Linked DNA regions of Mus musculus: all the other regions are linked to region 1. The links are chromatin loops, found by intact Hi-C in ENCODE. Cell type or tissue: gastrocnemius. All regions are shown on one strand.

The links. Peaks named below come from ENCODE experiments on the same cell type or tissue, not always from the same donor. Only the 100,000 strongest peaks of a DNase experiment are listed, where the experiment ranks them.
Region 2: a loop joins it to region 1, with 3 times the contacts of the local background. A loop is called at or near these places in 16 of 42 quality-filtered maps.
Region 3: it touches region 1 in a loop (3-fold over the local background); 14 of 42 quality-filtered maps call a loop at or near these places.

Annotation. Positions count from the first base shown.
Region 1 is chr2:18,388,362-18,396,361 of GRCm38, reverse strand. It overlaps Dnajc1 (DnaJ heat shock protein family (Hsp40) member C1), which reads left to right and starts at 3,532. Exons shown (of 12, transcript NM_007869.3): 1 at 3,532-4,071. The coding sequence starts at 3,862. In gastrocnemius, a CTCF peak has its summit at 3,031 (motif pointing right); a DNase peak (open chromatin) is centred at 3,560; H3K4me3 peaks cover 2,276 bases; H3K27ac peaks cover 2,083 bases.
Region 2 is chr2:18,671,223-18,679,222 of GRCm38, reverse strand. Commd3 (COMM domain containing 3) reads right to left here and starts at 6,788. Exons shown (of 8, transcript NM_147778.4): 1 at 6,620-6,788; 2 at 5,217-5,328; 3 at 5,035-5,098; 4 at 4,908-4,942; 5 at 4,507-4,567; 6 at 4,358-4,414; 7 at 4,214-4,273; 8 at 2,992-3,356. The coding sequence starts at 6,758. The coding sequence ends at 3,297. Bmi1 (Bmi1 polycomb ring finger oncogene) reads right to left here and starts at 2,205. Exons shown (of 10, transcript NM_007552.4): 1 at 1,754-2,205. Gm33355 (a long non-coding RNA gene) reads left to right here and starts at 6,819. Exons shown (of 2, transcript XR_374026.2): 1 at 6,819-6,887. In gastrocnemius, no CTCF peak of the experiment used is centred here; DNase peaks (open chromatin) are centred at 2,056, 2,475, 3,232, 6,855 and 1 more place; H3K4me3 peaks cover 5,218 bases; H3K27ac peaks cover 4,164 bases.
Region 3 is chr2:18,763,623-18,771,622 of GRCm38, reverse strand. No RefSeq gene overlaps it. Among named protein-coding and RNA genes, the nearest start is that of Gm3363, 6.8 kb to the right of the region's middle. In gastrocnemius, no CTCF peak of the experiment used is centred here; a DNase peak (open chromatin) is centred at 4,478; H3K4me3 peaks cover 2,565 bases; H3K27ac peaks cover 2,728 bases.

The DNA.
Region 1 (8,000 bases):
ATCCATTCATTAATTGTGGGCCATTGCTGTTTCCCTTGCTCTCAGATCCTTAGTTGCCTGTAGCCTTGTAGTCTGTCTGAGGTTGAGGCCTTATGAGCTCCCCTCCTTCCATGCTAGCTTGTCTATTGGTGTCATCATCCTCATTGAGGATGACACAGGATGATACAGTTCAGACACAAATGCTTCTCTTACAATCTCCCTCCTCTTTCCCTGATGATCCTTGAGCCTTAAGTACAGCAGTTGTTTTACAGATGTGTCAGTTGGGACTGAGCTCCCATTTTGGTGGTTGTAGTTTTCTGTAATGGTCTCTGTCTGTTGCAAAAAGAAGTTTCTTTGATGAGGAGTGAGAGCTACAGTTATCTCTTGGTATAAGGACAAATATTTAGAGTTTAGTTAGGATTTATTCCAGCTATTAAATTTTTGTGATATTATTGTAACATAAAAGTAATTATTTCTGTGTAATTTATCTTTTCTGTTAGCATGTATGCAATTGGTGCCATATCTAAGGAATCATTGGCTAAAGGTTACTAATAGCCAATAGGTCACTTGGAATTTTGCTTCCAAGAATTTAAAATTTCAACATTTCCATTTAGATCTGTGATTCATTTTGAGTGTCGTTTTGCTTCTGTGGCTTTATGTCTGTCATCACTTCTGTAAAACGGACTATTCCTTCAAATGTCACTTCTGCTCCAGAGTATCTTTCTTCATTGTTTTGAGGTTTGTTATACATATGCTAGGTTTATTCTTTACAAACTTGCCTTTTAAATTCTGTTCTTCCTCCATTCTTTTTCTTTCACTTTGGGTATTTTTATCGTCTTGATCTTTCCCCAAATCCGCTAATTTCTGTTCTACTATGTCTAGTCTTCAGTTTAACTCTTTTACTGTGTTCTTGATTTCATATATTGTATTTTTCAAGATTTTTCCCACTGATTCTGTTAAAATTCTGTACCTTGTTATATATTTTACCCACCTTCCCCTCCTCCATCTTATGACCTTTTGCTTTATTTTGTAATAAGTCATTTCAAATATCTTATCTGAGCTTTAACATCTGGTTTATCTATGGGATTCTCTAATCTTTCTTCTTCTTTATCATTGGCCAAAACTTCCTATTCTTGTTATGTCTTACACTTAAAAACAACCACATATCCCAGAGTTTTACACAAAATTTCCATAGACTATATTCCATAGCTTATTTTCCACTAAAACAGAAATTAGACAAGTTGGGTAAGTTTCTGATATCTTCTACATAATCACAGAAGAGTAGGATTGTGACTGGGATGCAGAGTTATTAAGATTCAATCAACTTCTGTTTTTCTTTTTTTCTCTTCATGATTCGTCTGAAATTTTGAGCAAGAACCAGAAAAGCATTCATCCTCTTGGCCCTAGAGATCTTCTTTGTGTAACTTCAGAAGTAACTGCCATGGTCTTGAGTGTGAAGAATAACGCCCATGTATTTAAAGTAGGCGTTCCCTTTAGGTAGCCTTATATAGACTTACAGCCGTGTATTAGTCAGAGCTCTCTAGAATCACAAAACGTATAGACTAAATTCTCTCTCTCTCTAAGTCTATCTATCTGTCTATCTGTCTGTCTGTCTATCTATCTATCTATCTATCTAAAGAGAATCTATCTATCTATCTATCTATCTATCTATCTATCTATCTAAAGAGAATACACTGGAGTGACTTATAATCTGCAGTAGTTGCTCAGTCCCACAATGTTAAGTAGTTCAGCTGGTCTTCTGTATAAGCTGGAATCCTGAAGAAGTAGATTCCAACAGATGTGCTGGCAAAGTGAATGCAAGCAGGCAAAGAGGAGTGAACCTTTCCTTTTTCCTTTGTTCTTATGTAATCCTCCAGCAGAAAGTATGGCGCAGATTAAAGGGTGCCTCGAGATCTGTATTAAAAATGTGTGTCTTCCAGCCTGAAGCGCTAGATCAAAAGCTTGTGTCTGCTGTGCCCTCCATTTCTGGATTGTAGTTTACTCCAGTTATAGTGGAGTTGACAACTGGGCATAGCTATCACAAATCTTATGACCAGTGAGCACAGTTCCTCAACCTCAAGCGATATTCAGCGGGCGTCTTGTGGGACGGCTGACTGTATGTTTGGGGCTTCTTTGTACCTTAGTCCATCATACAATTCAAAGTAAAGATTTCGTTGCTTTCTTTTTATCTGTGTAAAGTCCCTCTGAGCAGACCAAAGCGAATCACTCCATACCTAGGATCAGTAAATGCCACCAGGGAAGAAAACAGCTGATAACTGCCCTTAGCCCAGACATTGACAAAGGATTTATTCAATTGTGTTACCTCCTGCAGCACAACAGTTAATGTGGAAATGACAAATTTGAATTGTAGTAAGAAAATTGTCTCAGAGAATAAAGTAGAGGCAACTCGACTTCTGTATCAGCCTGGCCTTAGAAAGTGATAAGTCCCCTGAAAATGGAGTAAGTCCTTAGAGTTCTTGGACAACACAGAGTTCAAGACAGAAATACAGGACTGTCTGCTAAGAGCTCATACTAACACGTTTGCAGTTGTGGCAAGATCACACCACTTTCAAATAACACAGTATTCAATAATATGATCAAATATGGAAAGGATGGACATTGGGTAAACAAAATTTGTTGTTGCCATATTTTCTGACAGTTTCACTCATTGAATAAACAAACATTTGCTTTAATGTAGGGACTTGGTAAAGATGATGGGTCTTGTATGTACATGTATGTGCCTGCCTATGTGTATGTGCACATGCACAGGTGCCTGTGGAAGCTTGAGGTGAGTACTGGATCACTGCAGCTAGAATTACAGGCAGTTGTGAACCACTCCAATATGGGTACCGGGAACAGAACTCAGGTCCTCTGCAAGAGGAAGAAGTGGTCTTAATCAAAAGTCAATACTAGGTCCAAGATTAGTTTTACTTTAAGGAAATAAACTTCAGACTTAAAAGAATATTTTAAATTTTATTTATATGTATGTGTGTTTGCTTTCTTGAATTTATGTGTATTAGGTGTGTGCAGGATCCTACAAAGGCCAGAAGGGGGCTTCAGATCTCCTGGAAATTAGAGGCTGCTTATTTGCATGGACTATATCCGCAAATCTTAATTCATATTTAGAAGTATAATTTTTTTCTTGGTTAAATTCCTTTTTGTGCCCCCACCTTCCAAAACCACAATGGGGTGGATCTGTGTGTTTTAGGCATTGTTCAATTCATCCTACCTTTACTGATCAAATAACAAAATGCACATGAACAGAAGCCCCTAAGCAATAAAATACATCGACCCTCCAATATGCTTTTAATATCAATACTTAGGAAGGCAAGGTAGAAGGCATGGGGAAGAAAACCTACAGATAGGCGTTCTTGGCCCAGGAGGTCCGCGATTGTTGATTATTCACCTCTTTTAGCCAGCGCTGACACACGTGCAGCTGCTCTACAAGCCAGCCACGGAAAGCTGTTCTCTGAGGCCAGAATCCAGAGCGCCTGGCGTTCCTACTTCCGGCCCCGCCCCCGCCCCACAGTTGCTAGGAGACGTGATGTCACCGGAAGCGAGGCCTGGGATAGGCTGAGGCCTGGGGAAACCTCTCCCACACGGCCGCTTGGGTGCCAGCGCTGGCTCTCCAGCTGTTCCTAGGCCGGGGCGAGGGTCTAGAGAGGGAGAGCGGGCTGCGGCCGGTCTCCGCTCCCCAGCCGCCGGCTCCGCGGCAGTTAGTGCTTCCCTCGAGCCGGCAGCCTGGTTGGTCGCTTCCGGGCGGCTGCCCGCGCTCCTGACTGACAGGCGCCGTCCGCACCGCCCGCGCCACCCGCCACGTCTCCGCTCTCTGCCGGCGCACGGCGTGGCTGCCTGCCGACCGACCTCTTTGAGCCCAGCGCGATGTGGGTTCCCGGCTTCGGATCCGCGCGACTTCCCCAGCGCCGGCGCTCCGGGTTGGAGTCATCCTCGGTGCGGCCGCTGTGGCTGCTGCTGCTGTTCCTGCTGGCAGCCGTGCGGCCAGTGCGCGCCTGGGAGAGCGGAGACCTGGAGTTGTTCGACTTGGTGGAAGAGGTGCAGTTGAACTTCTACGAGTTCCTCGGGGTGCAGCAGGTAAGCGCGGCGGGCCGGACCTCCTCACCCAGCCCGGTCCACTTGACCGCCATCTCTTCCCAGTTCCTCACTGTCGGCCCAACTTCGGAACTTCTGATCTGAGTGTTAGGCTGGACGGTGCAACTACCTTTTCTTTGGCTTTCTGGAGACCATCCTTCCCCCACCCCGCGAGCTGTGCTGAAGGAAGAAGGAAGAGAGATGTAGGCAGACCGATTTTTAACACTCAAGTGTGACACAGTAACCATGTATCACCCCAAATTGTCATCTTCCCACTTAAACATATGTTTACTCCAACTGCCTCCCTCTCCCTCGTCCTTTCTGGGAAGACTGAAATACATTTTGCCCAGCGTCTGTTAGCAGTTTTCTTGCACTGTATTTTGTAATCGTTAAAGCCTGCTATTAGTGTTTGTGTAGCAGTTAGAAATCTGGAAAAATTTGAAGCCTCCTCCCGCTTGGTCCTAGAACTCATTAGAGAAGTTGTGACACTTTCAGGGTTTGAGGTGTTTGGAGTGCTGTTGAAAGAGGAGGTCAGGATAGTCTTGTGTATACGTCCTTGCCTCTCCATTGATTTCATTTCAGGTTTTAACTTGGGTCTTTAACTTGTAAAATCTCTTGTTCCCTTTTATTTCTACTTGAAAGTGATTGAGTGAGGGTATTTATTCAGACTACCTCAAACAATGAACAGAAAAAAGAAGACATGTTAATAACTAATAATAACTTCATGATCATGGAATGAGAGAGACTTCCACAAGCTATGATTGAGTCCTTCACACAAGATGTAAGTTGTGAAGCAAAAACAACAGCAGCAGCAAAAAGGCACACTTAACAGAATTAGCTAAGAAATGTACCTCTTCCTATAAGTTATGAAATAGGAAACTTTCAAAGGAAATGAATTGAACTGTTAAACAGAAATTTAATTTTTAATAATTGCATTTTAATTCCATGATTGCATATAAAATCATTGAGTATAAAATTACCATGGTATTAAACTTAACAGTTCTCATTTCTTAAGAGTTAAAAATATTATACACAATGGTTTTGTGGTCATTGTGTTACCTTGTGCCACTTCCTGCTCATAGAGAAAAAATAGGCCTCATTTCCAGAGTAAATGATAATGCAGTGTATTTAACAATAATTAGTGAAAATGTAAGTTTGAAGACTATTTATTTGGGCTTAGGTTCTTGAGACAGGTTCTTCATGTAGCTCAGCCTATCCCCTTAAACCGTCATTCCCCAGCCTCAGGCTCCTGGATGCTGAGATTGTAGGCTTTTCCCACTCAGGAGAGGCATTTTACTTTTTAACGTAAAAAAACAAAACCAAAAACAACAACTACTAAAAACAAAACAAAACACCCCTCCCCCCCCCAAAAAAAACTAGGGTAGGTAGAATAGGAAGTAATTCCTCTACAGTTTTTTTTTTTTTTTTTTTTTTTGGTTTTTATTTTATTTTATTTAGGTTAATTACCACTTCCTTCCAGCCCCAAGATTTCTCATTGTGCTGTACTGACTAGCCTGGAATTTAGTAGGTTGACCAGGCTAGCTATCCATCCACCTACCTCAAGGACTACTAGAATTGAAGACATGTGCCAGTATACCTGGCCTAATCCCTTCCATGTTAGTGTGTGTGTGTGTTTGTCTACCTCTGTCAGGGTCTTAAATGTTTCTTCTTAGTACCACACCACAATGCTGCTCTAGGTTTGTTTTGTTTTGTTTTTAAAGTTTATGAATGCTTTCTTGCAGGCATGTCTGTGTACCACCTTTGTGCCTAGTACCCACTGAGGCCAGAATATGGCCTGAGACCAGAATTACAGACATTTGTGAGCTGCATTGTGACTGTTGAGAATCAAATCTGGGGCCTTTGAAAAAACAGCCAGTGATCTTAACCACCAAGCCATCTTTGCAACACCAGGAATGTTCTTTATTGCATTTATTTTTTGTTTGTCTATTTTTTTATGCGTGCCATGGCAAACATGGAGGTCAGAGGACAGCTCTTGGAAGTTGGTGTTTTCTTTCCATGAGGGTCCTAGGAATTAAATTTAGTAGAGCCATCTTGCTAGGTCAACTAAATAGTTGTTTTGTATTCATTAAGATTGATCAAATTCAGGGGCTGGAGAGGCAGCTCAGCGGTTAAGAGTATTGACTGCCCTTCCACATAGTGGCTTACAAACATCCGTAATGAGATCGGATGCTCTCTTCTGGTGTGTCTGAAGACAGCTATAGTGTACTTACATATAATAAATAAATAAATCTTTAAAAAGATTGATTAAATTCTGTAGCTAGTGAGAGTTTTATAGATAACTGTACTGGCTCATATTTTGTCACCTTGACAAATGCTAGAGGGGACACAAGTCATCTTTGAAGAAGGGATTTCAATTGAGAGCTTGCCTGAATCATGTTGGTTTGTAGGCAAGTCTGTGGGAGCATTTTCTTGACATGATTGTTGTGGGAGGGCCCAGCCCACTATGTGTGGTATCACCACTTGGCAGATGATCCTGAGTTATATGAAAAGCTAGATGAGCAAGCCACGGGGAGCAAAACAGTGAGTAGCATACCTACAAGGTCTCTGCTTCAGTTCCTGCTTTGACTTCCCTCAAAGATGGACTGTAACTTGGAAATGTAAGCCAAAAAACCCACTTTCTCCCTTAAATTTATCTTGTCAGTGTTTTGTCATAGCAACAGAAAACAAAGTAGAACAATAACTTAGCAAAACAAATCTTGATGATGCTTTTGAATAGTTTGTAGAAATTAAGCTTTTAAAGAGAATATAGAGACTTAGCAGTAGACTTAGTTGGGCTCAGATTTATATTATATCTGTGTGGAGAGATGGTTCAGTAGTTAAAGAGAACTTGCTGATCAAAGAAAACACATGGTGGAACTTGTGGCTCTAGCTGCATATGTAGCAGAGGATGGCCTACTTGGTCATCAATGGGAGGAGATGCTCTAGGTCCTGTGAAGGTTCTATGCCCCAGTATAGGGGAATGCCAGGACTGGGAATGGGAGTGGGTGGGTTGGGAAGCAGGGGGAGGGGATAGGGGATTTTCAGAGGGGAAACTAGGAAAGGGTATAACATTGAATGTAAATAAAGAAAATATCTAATAAAAAAAGAAATTTAAGTAATCAAGAACAATAAAAAGAAAGAAAGAACTTGCTGTTCTTGCAGAGGAATGGATTTCATTTCCTAGTACCTGTGTATTTTAGCTCACAAATTGCCTATAATTCCAATTTTAGGGGTTCTGACACCTGATGTGGCCTCTGACGGTACTGTACTTGAATATAAAACCCATACAGTATGCACATAATTTAAAAAGATTAGTTACCTGGCCTCCTCTGTACTATCATGGTTTGTAATTTCATACTATTTAGTTTGCAGTGAATTAGTATGAACAACTAGAGACCTTAACCTTTTTAGGAACGATGGGGAAATACATATAGATAATTGAGAAGATTTGGTCAAATTGGAAAATTTGAAAAGAATTCAGAAAATTATTTTAATCTGTATTTCTGTGTTTAGCTGTGTTGAAATTGAAAAGAAAGCCAGAAGGAACTTAATTCTATTGACAATGGAAAATAGATTGGAATGTTCTTTACTTTGAATCTTAGCTTTCTTGGAAGACTTTCAAGGGACCAAATATGTAATAGAGATAAACTCAATCTGTTTAAGGTTTAATGTGTGATATTCAAAAGCCAAGCAATCTCCTGTTGACTAGCAGATGTTGGAACAGATGAAGTAGCAAAACTATCCAGTGTTGTTATTCAGTGAAGACTTATTTGGTATTCACTGGATCTTAAGCACAAAACCCTTAGCCTCATATAGGTTAATACTTTAGTTGCAATGGGAACACAAAATAGTGAATGTAAATAGGTATATATAAATAGCAGATGCACAGAGGCTTCTGAAGGAAATGAGAAGTTATAAGGCATTGACTCTAT
Region 2 (8,000 bases), 280 kb before region 1:
AAAGGAAAGCGTGGGTAAACTTGGGGGCGACTTGACTGATGGGGAGAACTTTGCCTACTTGAACACTTAACATACCCTCATGAGCTTAGTGGTAGACTGGACATCAAATATATCCAAATGCTTACATGCCTTGCAAAAGTTTGTATGTGATTATATTTGAGTGTCTACACATGCATAAACAATCTTTTACATAGTTTTAAAGATATTATTACAAGAGTATAATTTGCCCTCATAGATTATTGTAAATTATTTCCCTTTCATAGAAGACATGGAAATAAATACAATTTACTGTAGATTATAAACACATCATATAATAATAATTTTACAGAAAAATCAACCTCTTGATTAAATCTCCTTTATCTCCCTAGTGTACTTAGGACCCAAATGTACATAGTCTCAGAACTTGGTTTTACTCATGTGGTCAACAATTTACAATCTCTAGTATCAAGTCTTTACTACGTTTTACAACGTCTCCCTAAAGGTTGGGGGAGTTCCTATAAAAATAGCTTGAACTGCCACCACACATCTGCATTAGGGTAAATATGCCCGGAATTTTGCCTACTTTAAAGCGAAGGGGTTAATGCTCAATTCTCTTTCAGATATTGAACCGTGACCACTAAGCCCACTAAATCCTTTTATTGCAATTGGGAATGATCAAAGTCTCTCTCCTTGTTTATTTCCAATTATTAACTGTAAAGCTCTGGGGAAACGATCATGCTCCAGCGCTGTCAAGTCCAAATGACTACGTAAACATAAGCAATCAACGCGTTAGTGCTCCTTCTCCGAAGCATCCATCCCCTTACTTCATGACCTATTCTGACATTTAGCAAAATCTATAAAATGCAATGGACCTAAGTCTCAGCTCATCCCACAGCAAAGGGGAAAGTTGTAGTGTCTTCGAGAGAAAAGAAGAAAAAAGGAGGGGTGAGAGTGGAGAGAGAAAGGGCGCTCAGCAAGGCTAACGTACAGTCACCGGCTTCACTCCAAAACAAAGCTCAAATTTTAAATGCCCACCTCCTTGAGAGCTCGCCCCAAGTACGTATGGAACCCCTGTCCTCGACTCCCAACAAATACCACCTTGAAAACTTTACCCTTTCCAACACAAATGCACAAGACCTTGGAAACAACTGGGAACCGCCATCTTACCAGCCATCCAATTTCACACAAGTGTCCCTCCAACTTAAGTTAATAACATTTTTGTCGGGGCTCCCCCCAGCCTAACACCCACCTCGTCGGGATCGCTGTTCCCCACAGTACCCATCCCTATAAAATGGGGGCGTTCCCTGGAGGTTCAAAGACCTCCAGAGCCCTTTCTTCGGGAGAGGAGGGAAGCCACTGGACCCAGGCAGCGCCCGATCTCGGGATCCCGTCCCCGTTTCAGCAAAGTCTACCTCTCAACAAAGGGCGCAGCGGCCGCGGGAGCCGCGCAGGCTGGAGACACAAGTGCCGCTCTCGGGGACCATGTGCGGCGCGAGGGTGCCGAGGGGCGCTCGGGGGAGCGGGGAACTAAAACGTGGGGCGGCGCGGCGCGGCCGGGCGCGGGCGGCGGCCGGAGCGGCTGGAGCGCGGTCAGGCGGCGCTGGTGCGGGCTGCGGGGCGTCCGGCGCCGCGGGAGGCGGCGGGCGCGCGGGCGCGGGCGCGGGGCGCGGGCCGGTTGCCCACGCTGTCAGCGCCTCCGCCCCCCCCCCTCCACGCCGCCCCGACCCCCACCAGTCCCCGGCCACGGCCCGTCGGCGCCTCGCCTCCTACGTACCCGGAAAGAGCGGCCGGCGCGAGGCGATCTGAGCGGGCGGAAAAGACAATGAAAGTTAAAAGTCGTTCAGCATAAAATGAATGCGAGCCAAGCGGCCATCTTGGAGCGAGCCGCCGCCGCCGCTGTCAATGGGCACCGAGCGCGGCCGAGAGCAGCCACGGCCGCCGCGCTCCGCTCATGCCGCTCCCCCGCCGGCCTCCTGCTCGCGCGCTGCGGCCTCCTCCTCCCGCGCGGCCTCCTCCGCCTCCGCGCGGCCTCCGCCGCCGCCTCCTCGGGGCCTCTCCTCCTCCTCGGCGCAGCCGCCGCCTCCCGGCCGCGCTCGGGGGAGGGCGCGCAGAGGGGCCGAGCCGTATTATTCTGCGGGGCCGGGAGGTGTTGCTAAGCCTGCGCGGGGCTCCCTCGCCAACCTCCCCATTGTCTCTCCCGATCTCTGCCTTTAATACTACGATTATGATTTCAGACTCGCGTGGGGGAGGCGGGCTGGCGGGCGGGCGGGGGGCGCCGAGTGTGCTTGCGGGCCGGGTGGCGGGGGAGGGGAGGGAGGACCAGGAGGGGGAGGGGAGGGTGGAAAAAAATGCACGGCTGAAGGCAGAGTGGAAACTGACACCGGCTCCAAAATGGCTCGGAGTCCGCCCGCCCCCTCCCCCGCCCCCCGCCGGGTCACGTGCTCCCCTCATTCCTTAAGGGCGGCCTGGGAATTAGTGTCGGTGTAGTCGGGCCCGTGGCCGCCCCCTCCCCTCGCAGCGCGCCGCGAGCCGCGCGCCCAGCCCCCTCCCCTCCCCGCGCAGCGCGCCGGGGCCGCGACGGAGGCATTTCTCCACAGCGCCACACGCCGCTCTCCCGGCGCGGCCCGCTCGGCCCCGCACGCCGCCCCGCCCCCCACCATGTCTCCTGCTTCTGGCGCACACGTCCGCGGGGCCCGCCGCCGGGGGCGCCCGGCCGCTGCCCCGGCTCGGCCCTGCCGAACCTGCGCCGGATCGGGCCCGCGGAAACAACAGCGGCCGCCCCGCCCGCTGGCGGCCGGGAAGAGGCGCGCGCGGGCAGCGGCCGGGCTGGCTCCGCTCGCGGGGTCGGGCGGGCCGGGCGCAGGTAACGGGCGGGCCGGGCAGCGAGCACGGCCCGGCCGCACACCTTTCCCGAAACACTTAACCTGGGGCAAGGCAGGCGTCCGAGCCCACGCAGGGCAGATGTGCTTGGCACACTCAGTCGTCAAAGTCACACACAAACTCCAAACAGAATGCCGCCCTTCTTGTGGGAATACCACCGTATTTATTCAGGGTACGATACTTTAATAGGGCTTGAAGACGCTCAAGATAGAAGGAACGCAAGAGTAATACTGAAAATCCAGATGCTTAAGAGTCTCCCTCTTAACCATTTCACATGTGTAAAAAAAGTGTCAAAATTGATGGTTGGCATCACTTCAAAAGGGTGCTAGCTCTTTTTCCACTGAAAATGACATCCAGCTCGCGCGAACGATGGTCCAGCAGGAGACAAGGCGCGTCTGGTTTTCCTCTAGGCTCCTGGGGTCATCAGCCTCCCCAAATTACAACTGAGTTGCTCTTTCCAGGCTTTTTGAAGCATCCTTAAGTTTCCCCACCAAGTCCTAAAAGATGTACAATCATGTCACAACTTGGGCATACAAGTGAGGAAGCAGCAACTCTGAAGCAGCTGCAAGAACACAGTCGGAAGGAAGAACACCTAAGGAGTCCACGGGAGCTCAACAGCTCGCAAAGCCCTTTGGAAAAGAAGCGCTTCTTCTGCTGGATCTGGTCCTCCAATCAGGTATTCAAGTTCTAGTTAAAAGGGAATTTCTAACAGAATTTTTGCAGGCTGAGAATATCTAAATTATCTCTCAACTTCTCTAAGGAAGGTTATGATTCACACACATTTTCTGTTTAAAGTTTCGCTAATATTTACTCTAAAGTGACTACAGATGTCTTTGGAACATTTAATTTCATTCAAATTTTCAGGAATGATCTTCATTTTATTTAATTGGTAAGAAATTCGTTAGCATATCCATCAATCAACGAAGACTTTAATTTCTTCAGTTTTACACTGAAAATATTAACAGTTTTAAGAACTTGTGTGAACTTTCCCTTTATAGGGTAATTTAAAACTCCTGCTTAAAACTTTGGAAGTTTAATTTGTGAAAGGCATTCTCCAATCTCTTACTTTTGCTCAGTTTTATGAGTCAGATGCATGATGGAATGAAAGAAAGTGTGCTGAACTCAAACTTTAAAGTTATTTTTCAATTAGGGGCACCAGTAAATGCAGGCTACTGGGGATGTTACTATGTTACTTTTAAAAGTGAAATCTATGTTAAATTTCTGCTTTCCATTCTCTCTTTGCCATTAAAACCTAAACCAACCTTCATTACCTGATGCTGGGAATATTATAAAGTCTCCATAACAGTTCTCAAATGCCCACTGAAAGAAACATTTAAAGGTCCTAATACTGTACCTGTAACTGTTCCATGTTGCAACTAAAATTAATCTCTGGGTAGGATTGGGAATCATTGTTCTATGGAAGAAAAAAATGTTTGTTTATATAAAGGAAATGAAAATTTTTATTACACATAATTTTTAGACAAGGATCTATACATACCTCTACATTTAAGGTCACCAAATATCCAGGTCGGTACATCTTATGAAGTTGGTTGGTCTAAAACAACACAAAACATCAGTCTTTAACTCTAACCTTTTTAAAAAAAAAGTTCCTCTAACTCCCTCTACAGAAAAGCTTGTTATCTTTACCTTTATCTGGTACTCCAAGCGCCAAGAAACATCAGTTATATGAGGGAGAGATCTGCCTATACTGAAAGACAATGATAATTTTGTAGTATCTACAGAAAAACTTTCAGGATTTTCTCAATGGTGTCTTTCTCTTCTTAACTCGTTTCATTCCACTCTGAACTTAAAGACTGTTGAACCTCATCTTCAAGTTCAAAAGAGTGAAAGCACACCTACTAAGATTATGTCAGGCTCTATCTTGAAAAAAACATTAGCTTAACTTCAATTATTCCACTTGCCCTTTGGCCCTTTATTTTGGGTCAGGATCCCAATTTTTTTGGCTCAGTTTTGTTTCCCATCAGCACACTCCATTCCTTACCCACAAGGGAAAAGCTCCGCAGCTTGACACCTAACACAGTACCTACCTTCCCAGTAGGGTTTCTAGAGAATTCTTATTGTTCTGGGGAAGGAGAAAGAAAACACAGTTTTGCAAACAGCAGGAAAAAAGGGGGTGGGTACTAATTGTTAATTTAAAAGTTTAAAGTAAGTAACCTGATACTCGGTGCAAAACAGTTCTATTCGCTCTCGGTCAAATTTACAGTCTTCTAAATAAGTGCTGAAGGGGGCAGGAGGGGGGGGAAATAAAGCAAGGTTTAGTCTCTATCTTTAAAAACTGAAATTACAATGACAAAGATACCACTTCAAAGTAAGCGGGCATTAGATAAAGTCTGTACCTTAGAGTAGACTTGTCAACTTGGTGCTTTCCTGCCTCCAGGATGCAAGTTGCAGCTGCTGCATGACAATGCTTTAAAACCACTGGGTCGATCTGTTTCAAGTATGGGTGATCTAAAATAAATTAATTGCTAATGATTACAAATCCTTTAGGCCCCTGTTCCTAAGAGGAATATTTGGTTTTGGTAAAACTTCCTCTTTAGAAAATATAACAAAAATTCAATTGTAAATGGATGAGATGAACAAGGTTAACTGCAAAACAATAAAGAGAATACATCAATAATCTGCTGTCACTCTCTTTTCAATTACCTTCTTTTATTTCGTCTTAGTATTTTTTTTTTAAATACCTCAAAGAAAGGGGGGGCAGTGGTTGCTGGATGGACTGAAAGCAAAGGAGAAACTGAAGGTAGTTTACACAGTAAATTTCAAAATGAACAACTTTCAAAAGACATTTTAGAGCAATTGACTCCATGAACATAAATACATCAAAGAAGCTTGATAGGAGGGCATACATTAGCATGCACAACAGAAATATCAAAATCCCATTAATATCTTCAAGTCCCCCCACCTCTCCTCGCTCTCTCTCTCTCTCTCACACACACACACACAGCTTCGAGATAAACCAGGTAGTGGTTAATTGGGGGGGGGGGGGGGCTTTAAGAACAGCTTCCACTTTCATACTTGTTGTCCAAGTATCTAGTATGAAACGGGGGGGGGGGGTGTGGAGACCCAAGGAGTTCTGGAATGTGTTGATAGATTTGAGGGAATTATCTAGAAGTGATTTGTCTTAAAGTACGCTCTTAATCCATTATGACAATTGCAGTCTGCGACCAGACATTTTAAATAGTCTCTCTTCCTGGTAGCCGCTGCAGAACAAAACATTAGGCGCCCTACTTGAGGGTTCTGGACGAATAACCTGGGCTTAACACTCTGAACGCCCGTGCTGGAGTGATCAGAGAATCCGGAGGTGTTCTGTAGGTTGGAAAATGTCAGTGCTGTCTGACCCAGCCATTGCTTCGGAAACTGCCTTTTCAACCCCCTCCAGCCCAGCTGGGGGAGGCTGAATCACAGGACCTCCCCAGTTGAAGTCCAAGTGTCAAAACAGCTGCAGCCTCCGAGGAGGCTGAAAACCCCCACACATTTAGGCCACAAACTAGACTTGAACACGGCTTTACAAAGGAACAAAGAAACAGTCTGGCAGGGAAACCAGGCCAGGAGCGTAGAGCTGGCCCCGTGTAGGTGCCCTGCGGGGGCACAGCGGCGCTCAGGGCCCGCTCGGGTCCCCACAGTCGGGCTGGGCGAAAACCGGGGACTTGCCCGGGCCGGAGCTGTGCCCAAGGCGCCGGGCTGGCGGCTCTGCCGGGCGCCCCTCCGCCCAGGCCGCGGCGGCGGGAGAGCCGCTTACCTAGCGCGGCCTCGTCCGCCCGGGCGTCCAGCAGGCTCTGGAAAGCCGCCCGGAGGAGAAGCGCGAAGGCGTTGGAGTCAAAGGAACCGGGATCCGCCAGCGTCTGGATGCCTCTTTGCACAGACTCCGAGAGCTCCATTGTGAGCGCGCCGTGACCTTCGACACGCACACCACGTGACTCGGGGCGCGCGCCCAGCTGATCGGGCGCGCGCACCCGCGGCGGGGCGGCTCGGGGAGGTTCGGCGACGGCTCGGGACGGTTCGGAGAGGTTCGGGCGACGCCTCGGGGAGGTTCGGGAGGGTTCGGGTGAAGCTCGGGCGGCGGCTGGGCCTCTCGTCTCAGCCGCCCTGCGGGCCTCGGGCGGGACGCGCCGGCCTCTCGCACGGTCTGGGAGGCGCTGGCCTCGGCCGCGGCGAGCGCGGACGCCCATTGGTCCCGCTTGGCGCTCACCTGGGACCGCACCAGCTCTGTCCCCACTGGGCCTGGTGCAGGGAGGCGCGGGAACCCCGCCGCCGCGAGTGTGGCCAGAAGCTGGGCTTCGGGACAACGGGAGACTGAGTGCGTGTGTTAACTCGCCAGCCTGACCCGCAGCGCTGCCCTTTTGTGAGGCTGAGGACATCTTAAATATACCAGTTTTACCTTGTCTTTGTCACTTCAGGAACATGGCAGTAGATTTCTGCGTGATGTGCAGGACACAGGCGGGTGTGTGCACGCCCGGTAGTTAACAATTGGGAGATTAATAAATTATTCATGAACATATTTGACAGGATTATTAAAAAATTTTATATGCTACTGCGAATAAATACCTTTCGAAAGCACTCTGTCATATAAATTCTGTGCTCCTAAACTCACTACGTCCGTGGCTTTAATTACTCAATAGAGTCTTCGTAAATAAATACGAGATACTCATCTAAAGTACGGTTAGGAATGGCAAGATCTTTAGTATAAATGAATTACTTCTTTAGCGACTCATAACTTCAAAGACAAATCCTGTATAAAGTTTAACTTTCTCCTTTTCTTTTTCTTTCTTTCTTTTCTTTTTTTTTTTTTTTAATACGAGGTTGGTTTAGGAGGACAAGAATAGTTCTTTGTTAAGAAAACCCCAAAGTAAGTAAGACACATTAGGCATTTTTTTTAATTAAAAGAATTTGAAAGCTTAAAAAAAAAATCCAGTTTTGAAAGAATGAAGAAAAGGGCCGTAGAGCAAGAATTGTCTTTTACTCTCCCAGAGCAACGACAGTTTCAACTTGAAACACTTTTGTTTTTCCTAATTTAGATGCTTATTTGTGGGGGAATGGTTGTTATTAATGAATAAAGTCAGCATGTCTGAGTGTCATGTTGCACGTTGTCACATTGGACAGTACCCCACTTCATAGTAACA
Region 3 (8,000 bases), 380 kb before region 1:
TTGGAGAACAGACCCCACTCCTAATGGAAGAATGCAAAAATAGGCACACTGCAAAAAGAATACGTGAGGCAGAGTCAAAGTATCCAGACACCAGAAAGTAGTATATATGAAGGTTTTATGTGCTTAAATATTTGTATGCACGTGTGCATGTGTGTGGAGGCCAGAGTTTTATGCCCAGTTTCTTCCTCAATTGCTTCTCCATGGTAGATTTTGAGGCAGGGTCTCTCTTTCAGTAGGTCAGGCTGGATGGCCAGCAAATCCCACGAATGCTCCTGTTGCTGCTTCTCCAGCACTGTGATTTTTATGTGGTGGTAAGGATCCAGACTCAGTTCCTCATGTTTGGAACAGCAAGCTTTTTATCTACTGAATCATCCTCTGCCCTGGAGCCTTTATATAAATTTCAGAAAAGCAAGCTAATCAATAGTGGCAGGAAACAGATCACAGGTTGTTTGAGACTGATGGGTGGGGATCGCCAGCAAAGGGGCACGATCGAACTTTGGGAGTGATAAAAATGCTCTGAACATTGATTGCTGTGGTGTCCCCATAGACACACACATTTAATGTGTGCATTTACAGTAATTTTACATTTTTAAAGCAAGGGGGATTGGTGAAACTATCTTCCTAAAATTAACTATTGTACATTAAAACTTAGATCTTAAAGAACTTTAGAAGGTTCTTCCATCAGCGTTTTAATTTATGGATAAGCCAACTGTGCGTCCACTAACGACACGCACCTATAATCCCAGCCCATGTACGGTAGAGACGGGGAACTAAGCTTGAGAACTCTTGTAATAAACGTGCATCTGAGCTACCCATGGCACGGCTTCCCGAAGTGGCGTTCCGTGTAGTATTCTAGATATTTATAACAAGAACAGCACCAGGACTCTAATTCCACTGATTTGAAATTAACTGGTCCAGGGCAGCCTAGGAACCAGTATTTTTTTAAAGGCCTCCCAAGTGATTCTCCTATGCCAGCCAACACTGAGACTCACCAGCATGGTCAATAATCCATCTCTGACCTCACTGTTTGGGAAATTGCGAAAGGAAGGTTGGGAAGAGACCACCTGACATCCTCCCTTTAGCCCAAAGACAATGAGGAGGGAAACAGAGATCGCGCAGAAAAAAATGTCTCAGCAAATCTGAAATAAAATTCCTGTAAACAGGCAATGGGGGAGGAGGAGACTTGCACTTAATCTATGGTCTTCAGAGAACATTGAGGGCAGCAAGTACTTCAGAGTAAAGGGAGAAAACTTAGAGCAAACAAGTGGCAGAAAATCAAGGACAGTGCAACGAAAATAAATTGAGACTGACCGTTCCTTCCCAGGCTGAGCTATACACTAGAATCTCCTCACACAACCCAGACCTCTAAGCTAGTATTATTTACTACTTTCTAAAATTTTTCCTAGAAGTCTGTGATAGCGGTTTATGCCTGTGATCGCAGCACCTGGAGACTAAGGCAGAAGAAGGTTGCTGCGAATTTGAGTCCTGGCTGAGCTGTCCTGTGAGATTCTGTCAAGAGACAGAGACCTAGAGAGGGAGAGGAGAGAGAAAGAAAGAGGAAGGGAGAATGAGGGAGGGAAGGAAGAAAATCAATCTTGAGGGCATCTGTTTTACATGCTCAATGTTGCTATTTTCCACATTATGTTTGTGGTGTATTTTAAAGTTGGCTGTGATCAAAGTTTAGGTGAAAAAAAAAAACATTCTTACAGAAGGATAGAAGTTGACTAGATAGTAATTATTTCCATTCACGCCACAGCCAACTGAAAGAATATTCAGACTTTATAAAAAAGAAAACTTGAAAACAATAATCCTTTTGCTAAAAGTTAGCTTCTTAAATGGCTATTTTCTTTGTTTTATTTCATCACAATTTTTTCTCCTACCACTATTTTATTAAACATTTTCTCATGATGTTATACATTCTTTTTTAAAAAGATTTATTTATTTATTATGAGTACATTGTCATTGTCTTAAGACACACCAGAAGAGAGCATCAGATCCCATTACAGATGGTTGTGAGCCACCATGTGGTTGCTGAGAATTGAACCCAGGACCTCTGGAAGAGCAGTCATTACTCTTAACTGATGAGCCATCCCTCCATCACATTTTATTTCATAAATTTATATTCTGAATGAATTGAGAGACAGGAAATAGGAAAGGGGAAAAAAAACCTAGTGAAGAGGCCCAGCTAGTCAAGAAGGCAGATGGCAAATTAATGATTAAAATAGAGAAAAAGCACAGTGATAATGCAATGCTGTTGGAGAGCAGGGAGACCTTTGTTTGCTCCCTGCTGTACCTGTGGCACCAGTGACAGTCCCTGACACTACTGGATGTTCACTGGTTACATAGTTCACTGGTTAGATACACTTGAAAGCGTGACCTCAAAAGATGTCTCTAGTGTTCCATATTAGGGTGCCATAATTACTGGAATGATCGTAACATTAATACATGAAATCTTAAATTTACTTCTTATGGAGAGATGGTCTGATAGGAATTACAAGCCTGTCCAGCCAAGCTGCAGACTTTGCCTAACCAAAACTTCCAAAGAAATACAAATTGATACAGGAGAATTCCTTGTGGGTAGCTGGCTTGTCTGAGATGGGGGGAGGGGATCCCACTTAAGTACTTCATATCATTTTTCTCTAAACTAGGGAGGTTCGCCCAGTTTCCAACCCTCCAGGTGTGTCTTTAAGAGTGTATAATGTTGTCTAGGTACTCTTCAAAGACTCACAGTGGCTGGCCATGAACACTCCTGGCAGTGCCACAGACTGGAGGGAACTCTGTAACTGCACATCAGTGAAGAACAGTGTGGGCTTCCATTTTCCTTGTGCACGTTAGGTGAGTTCACATCAGAGTCCCTAGACTGAGAAGAAGAAGAGAGGAAAGAGATCTTTTTCTTCCTTATGAGTTCTTGAGTCAAAAAGTAAAAGCGAGTTAAGAACCATTTTCCTTGTGTCCTGTGGTATGTTTATCCTCAACTCACAGGACCTTTAAGTAATGCTTTTTTTTTTTTAACTTGCTGATTCAGTAAATATCTGCAATGCTGTATATATTGCCAAATAACATACTAGGCTCCAGGGAAAAAAAGTGAACTCCTGTGTTTTTTTGTTGTTGTTGTTGTTGTTTTGTTTTTTTTTTTTTTAGTAGGTTTACAGGAAGGAGAGAAACCAATAAGCAAATACATAAACTGTATGCAAAAGGTTTAAAATGTCATGACTGTGGGAGGTAATTGGCGAAAAGTAGTTCTAAAGCCAGCCTTGAGCTCACATTCCGCCTTGCTGGTATTATTTATTTGCTATTACTTATTTGTTTTCTCATTCCTGACAGGTTGTATGAACAAATAGATGATGACTTCTTAGACTTCAGTTTCTTCCCACGTTTGCTTTGGATAGTCTTAAATCATAGGACCCCTAACCCTAATTCTAACACAGGTCAATTCCCTCCCCTAGGCCCCGAGGTCACATTGCTTCTGCCAAGGGTTGCACACCATCCCGAGGAGGCCTCATATTCTTTTTTCTCTTCTCTTCTCTTCTCTTCTCTTCTCTTCTCTTCTCTTCTCTTCTCTTCTCTTCTCTTCTCTTCTCTTCTCTTCTCTTCTCTTCTCTTCTCCTCTCCTCTCCTCTCCTCTCCTCTCCTCTCCTCTCCTCTCCTCTCCTCTCCTCTCCTCTCCTCTCCTCTCCTCTCCTCTTCTCCTCCTCTCCTCTCCTCTCCCCCTCCCCTCTCCTCCTCTCCTCTCCTTCTCCCCATCCCCTCTCCTCCTCTCCCCTCCCCTCCCCTCCCCTCCCCTCCTCTCCCCTCCCCTCCCCTCTCCTCCTCTCCCCTCCTCTCCTCTCTTCTTTTTCCTTTCCTTTCCTTTCCTTTCTTTTCCTCCTTTTCTTTTCTTTTCTTTTCTTTTCTTTTCTTTTCTTTCTTTCTTCCTTCCCTCCCTCCCTCCTTTCCTTCCCTTCCTTCCTTCCCTCCTTCCTTCCTTTCTTTCCTTTCTCCTAACACAAGATGATGGTGCAAAGAGCCAGAAAACTAGCTTCTGTACGCAATTTTGAGCACAAGAAAACAATAAAACCCAAAGATCAAAACCCTAAAGGGGACAACGGCCAGTGGCTCAAAGCTAAAGGAGAAGGTGGTGCACAATCCAAATCCACGCCCCAGCCTTTGCCCTCCTTCCGCCCCAGGAAGGCCGACAGACAAAGCCACCCGGTGAGTCCATGAGTAGGGGAACAATGCCCTGGCGCTCAGCACAAAACGAAAGTCCGCTGCGGGGCCCGAGGGGATGGCAGGCCGGGGCGCCTTGGGCCCACGCGTCCCGACCCCAACTCCCGACGCCATTCAAGCAGACACCGCGCAGAACAAGGTCAGCTCTGTGCAGCGCGCGGCGGCAGCGCGGCCACCCCTGCTCCCGGGAAGCCCAGCGACGACATCGGGAAAGGCGCCCACGGAGAGCTTACGAGCCCCACGATCCCCGAGCCAAGCGCCCAGCCGGGAAGTAGAGCCGTCCGCGCGCGGAGGGAAACGCCGGGTGTAGTGCGGTTTGTCCTTGCTCTTATAAGCATGCTGCTCCCGGAACCGCTGCCTTAGACCGAGTTCGGGTTATTTTCTGGCCAGGATTCTACCTTCTGTGAGCCTGAGGATCCGTCATCTGCGCACTCCAGTGGCCCAGCGGCCGCCCAGCTCCAGCTTCGGGGACGTTCTGGGCCTGGATTGCATCCGAGGGTGATTGCGCCCACTTCCAGGGAGCAGGTTTTACCAGTGTCTGTTCTGGTCAGTGGAGTGCTGTTCTGGTCAGGATGGTGAGGAGTAATGAGGATAATGCAGGTAACACTGTCTAAAAGCACATCACACCCTCAAGAAGGAACCTAGCATTAACTCAGTGTTAATACAGGTAACAACTCACAAGGATCTGAAAACATAACATGAGGAAAATCGCAGAAAAGATCACGACCAACTAGAGTCCATGTTTAAAAGCTGTAAACAAAGCCTTTGCCTGGCCAGAAAACGAAAGTAGTACACTGCAGGCTGGACAATAACTTTATAGCTCAAAAGCAGTGGTGATTACATCACAGTTGCCACAATTCACAGAAGTGTAATCTAAAGGTATATAAAGTTTATTCTGCTCAAACTGTAAGTAAAATAATGTCCTCAAAAGTTGGCCGAAGTAGGGTGTCTGTTTTGGGGGAGAAGCTGCTGCTAGGGGGTAGGTGACTGAGAGACAAGCTGATAGGAAAAAAATATTTACTGCTTAGGAAATTTACATGAGCCTTAAAAGCATCCTTCTCAGAACTAAGTCCTCTAAGAGTAGATTCACTCCAACAATAGAAAGAAAATATCCTAAAGAACAATATGGCAATGTTGTTGCCTAAAGAACACCCAGAGCAATTGATGTACTTCTCCAGATTTACTTAGCCCCACCAACCTCACCACCACCTCTGCTTCGTGGTGTCCAGGGCTGGCCTTTCTGCGGAGGGTTCCACTCCTGTTCCCTCCCTGACAGATAACCCCCAACAAATGAGGGTAAAGATTCAACCCTGCTTCCTTATAGGGGCCCTGATGGTGGAATGTTCTGCCTCTATCTGCCCAAGGTCCCAGCGCAAGGTGAGTTAGAACAGTATGAGACAAACCTTCACAGAGGCAGAAAACAAACACTACCCGGCATATCAGTCTCTACCACGGACACTCCCAAGGCTTGAGCTTTGCCTGAAAGCTGCAGAACGAACAGTCAGCTACACTTTCTCATACGTGTTCACTAACGTGCTACTTTGTATCTGTTTTCCTTTCTGTTTAGGAACAGTCAGCTGTACTTTCTCATAAGTGTTCACTAACGTGCTACTTTGTATTTGTTTTCCTTTCTGTTTAGGAACAGTCAGCAGTACTTTCTCACAAGTGTTCACTAACGTGCTACTTTGTATCTGTTTTCCTTTCTGTTTCTCCTTGCTCTTGATGCCCTGGGATTCCATCTTCTCATCAAATCTTAACACTTAAAATTGCCCTCAAGGTTAGCTTTTCTTTGGCAGTGTTTGGGTGTTACGTATACTTTCCTAAAGATTTCACAACCATGACAAACTTTTTTTTTTCTCTCTCTGTTTTGGCTCTGGATTACTGTCTCATTAAAGTGCTAGTTTAGAAGGCAATCGGTTGAGAATCATTGCCAAATATTTGGGCTTGGGAGAGAGATAAAAGTTTGGGCTTCTATTTATTTGGTTTCAATTGGTGTTTCCTCATACAAGCTAATTCCTAGATCATAGGCTCTTACATGCTTTCAACATTTGGAAGTATGAAAAGTTGAGATGCATGTTTGTGTAAAACAAAAATACTTTCAATTATGCTTATAAAACTGTTAATCTGGATCTCTAATTATATGTTTTAGTGCATCTTCACAAAGCTGTTTTGCTTGTTCTAAAATCACTAGGAGAAGATAAATTATGAGCCTTTTACCGCAACCTCTAGCTCACAGTGCTTTGCAAAACAATTTTTCTTGACACTATTTTAAATATAAGAGCATTAGGTTCATGATTTTAATAATAATTGCACAGGTTTGTGGCAACATGTTTATTGAAGATTCATCAGACACATTCTGCCTCCCACCTGGCTTGCCAATCATCTGTAATTTGATCAACAGTAATTCGAGATGGGACTCAGTAGGGTCAGATGTTAAATAGAACATTTCCACTTTTCTAACCACAAAATCCTCCCTCTCTTGGCCACTTAAAACCTGTTACATAATCTGCAAACACATGAATGTAATGATTTCTGCTGCAGGCCTTGGTAAAGATCACATACCTGCAAACTTGCTTTTCTATTGCAGTTTACTGCTTAAAATTCTAGCCTTGAAAGCCACTTAAAATACATAATCTGCTTTCATCTACATCTGTAGCTAGTGAATTGGTGTTTGCAATGAAAACTTTTTCTCTTATTGTGTTTACAATTTTTAATATTTGCACTTGAAAGCCATCCCATCTGAATTTAATTATGACAAAAAATGAAGCGAGGCTGTACAGATAATGTGTACATTTTCAAAGAAAGAAAAAGACATTTAGGGATATCTTAGGTTATTCATATCTATGCAATATCAAACGTTATCTTAATAAAGGAACAGAAGAGTATCTCCTTAATTTATGGCTGCTAGTTCTTCCCAAATTTATGAGTATAGACAGTGTTCAGCAACCATGCAGTTTTATACTTACAAAATAGGCACTGGCCTCAGTAGTAGGTCAAAAGCTGGCCGCAATTGTGTCCCATTACTCAAACACTTTTAGAATTCTTATGCCACTAGTGTCTGAGTCACATTATTTTAAATGACATGTTCAGTGTTAACAAATCTCCACCCCCCCCCCCCGAGCAGATCAAACTGTTAGAAATATCTGAAGGTCACTTGCAACCACAGCTAGCTTACCGGCATTGTTTAACAGGTGAGATTTCAATGAGAAGGAAGGAAATTGAGTGAACTGAGCAGCACATAAAACACAACAACCAAACCACCACCATCATCATCATCATCACCACCATCATCGTCGTCATTGTCGTCAAGAAAGGACTGAAGAATGATTGCATGAGAAATGGATGAATTAGATAGAGACCAATAAAATGGATCAATTCAAAAAGAAAGGTCAAGGAGGAGAAATCCCTGAATTTTTTATTTAATGAAATATACAGAGCATAAATAAAACTACAAAACACAAAGGAGACAGCAGTGATAAGGAGTATGTTTTAAAATTACCTTAATTATAATTAATTATTAATTATAATTACTATGTAATTATATTTTTGAGTACAGTTACATGAATGAATCACAATTTTTCACTCCCTAATTGGTAACCAATTAGACCGTTATCCAGTATTCTGCCATCACATAGCAGTGGAATGTCTTTGCTTATTATTTAGGAGAAGACATCATTGAATGTTTTTACCTATTAGTTAGATTGATGCCTAGTAATGAAAATAAATTTCAGTATCTGAGTATGTATTTCTAAGCCTTTATCCAGAAGGGTAGAATTTGTATCAATTTGAAAGTA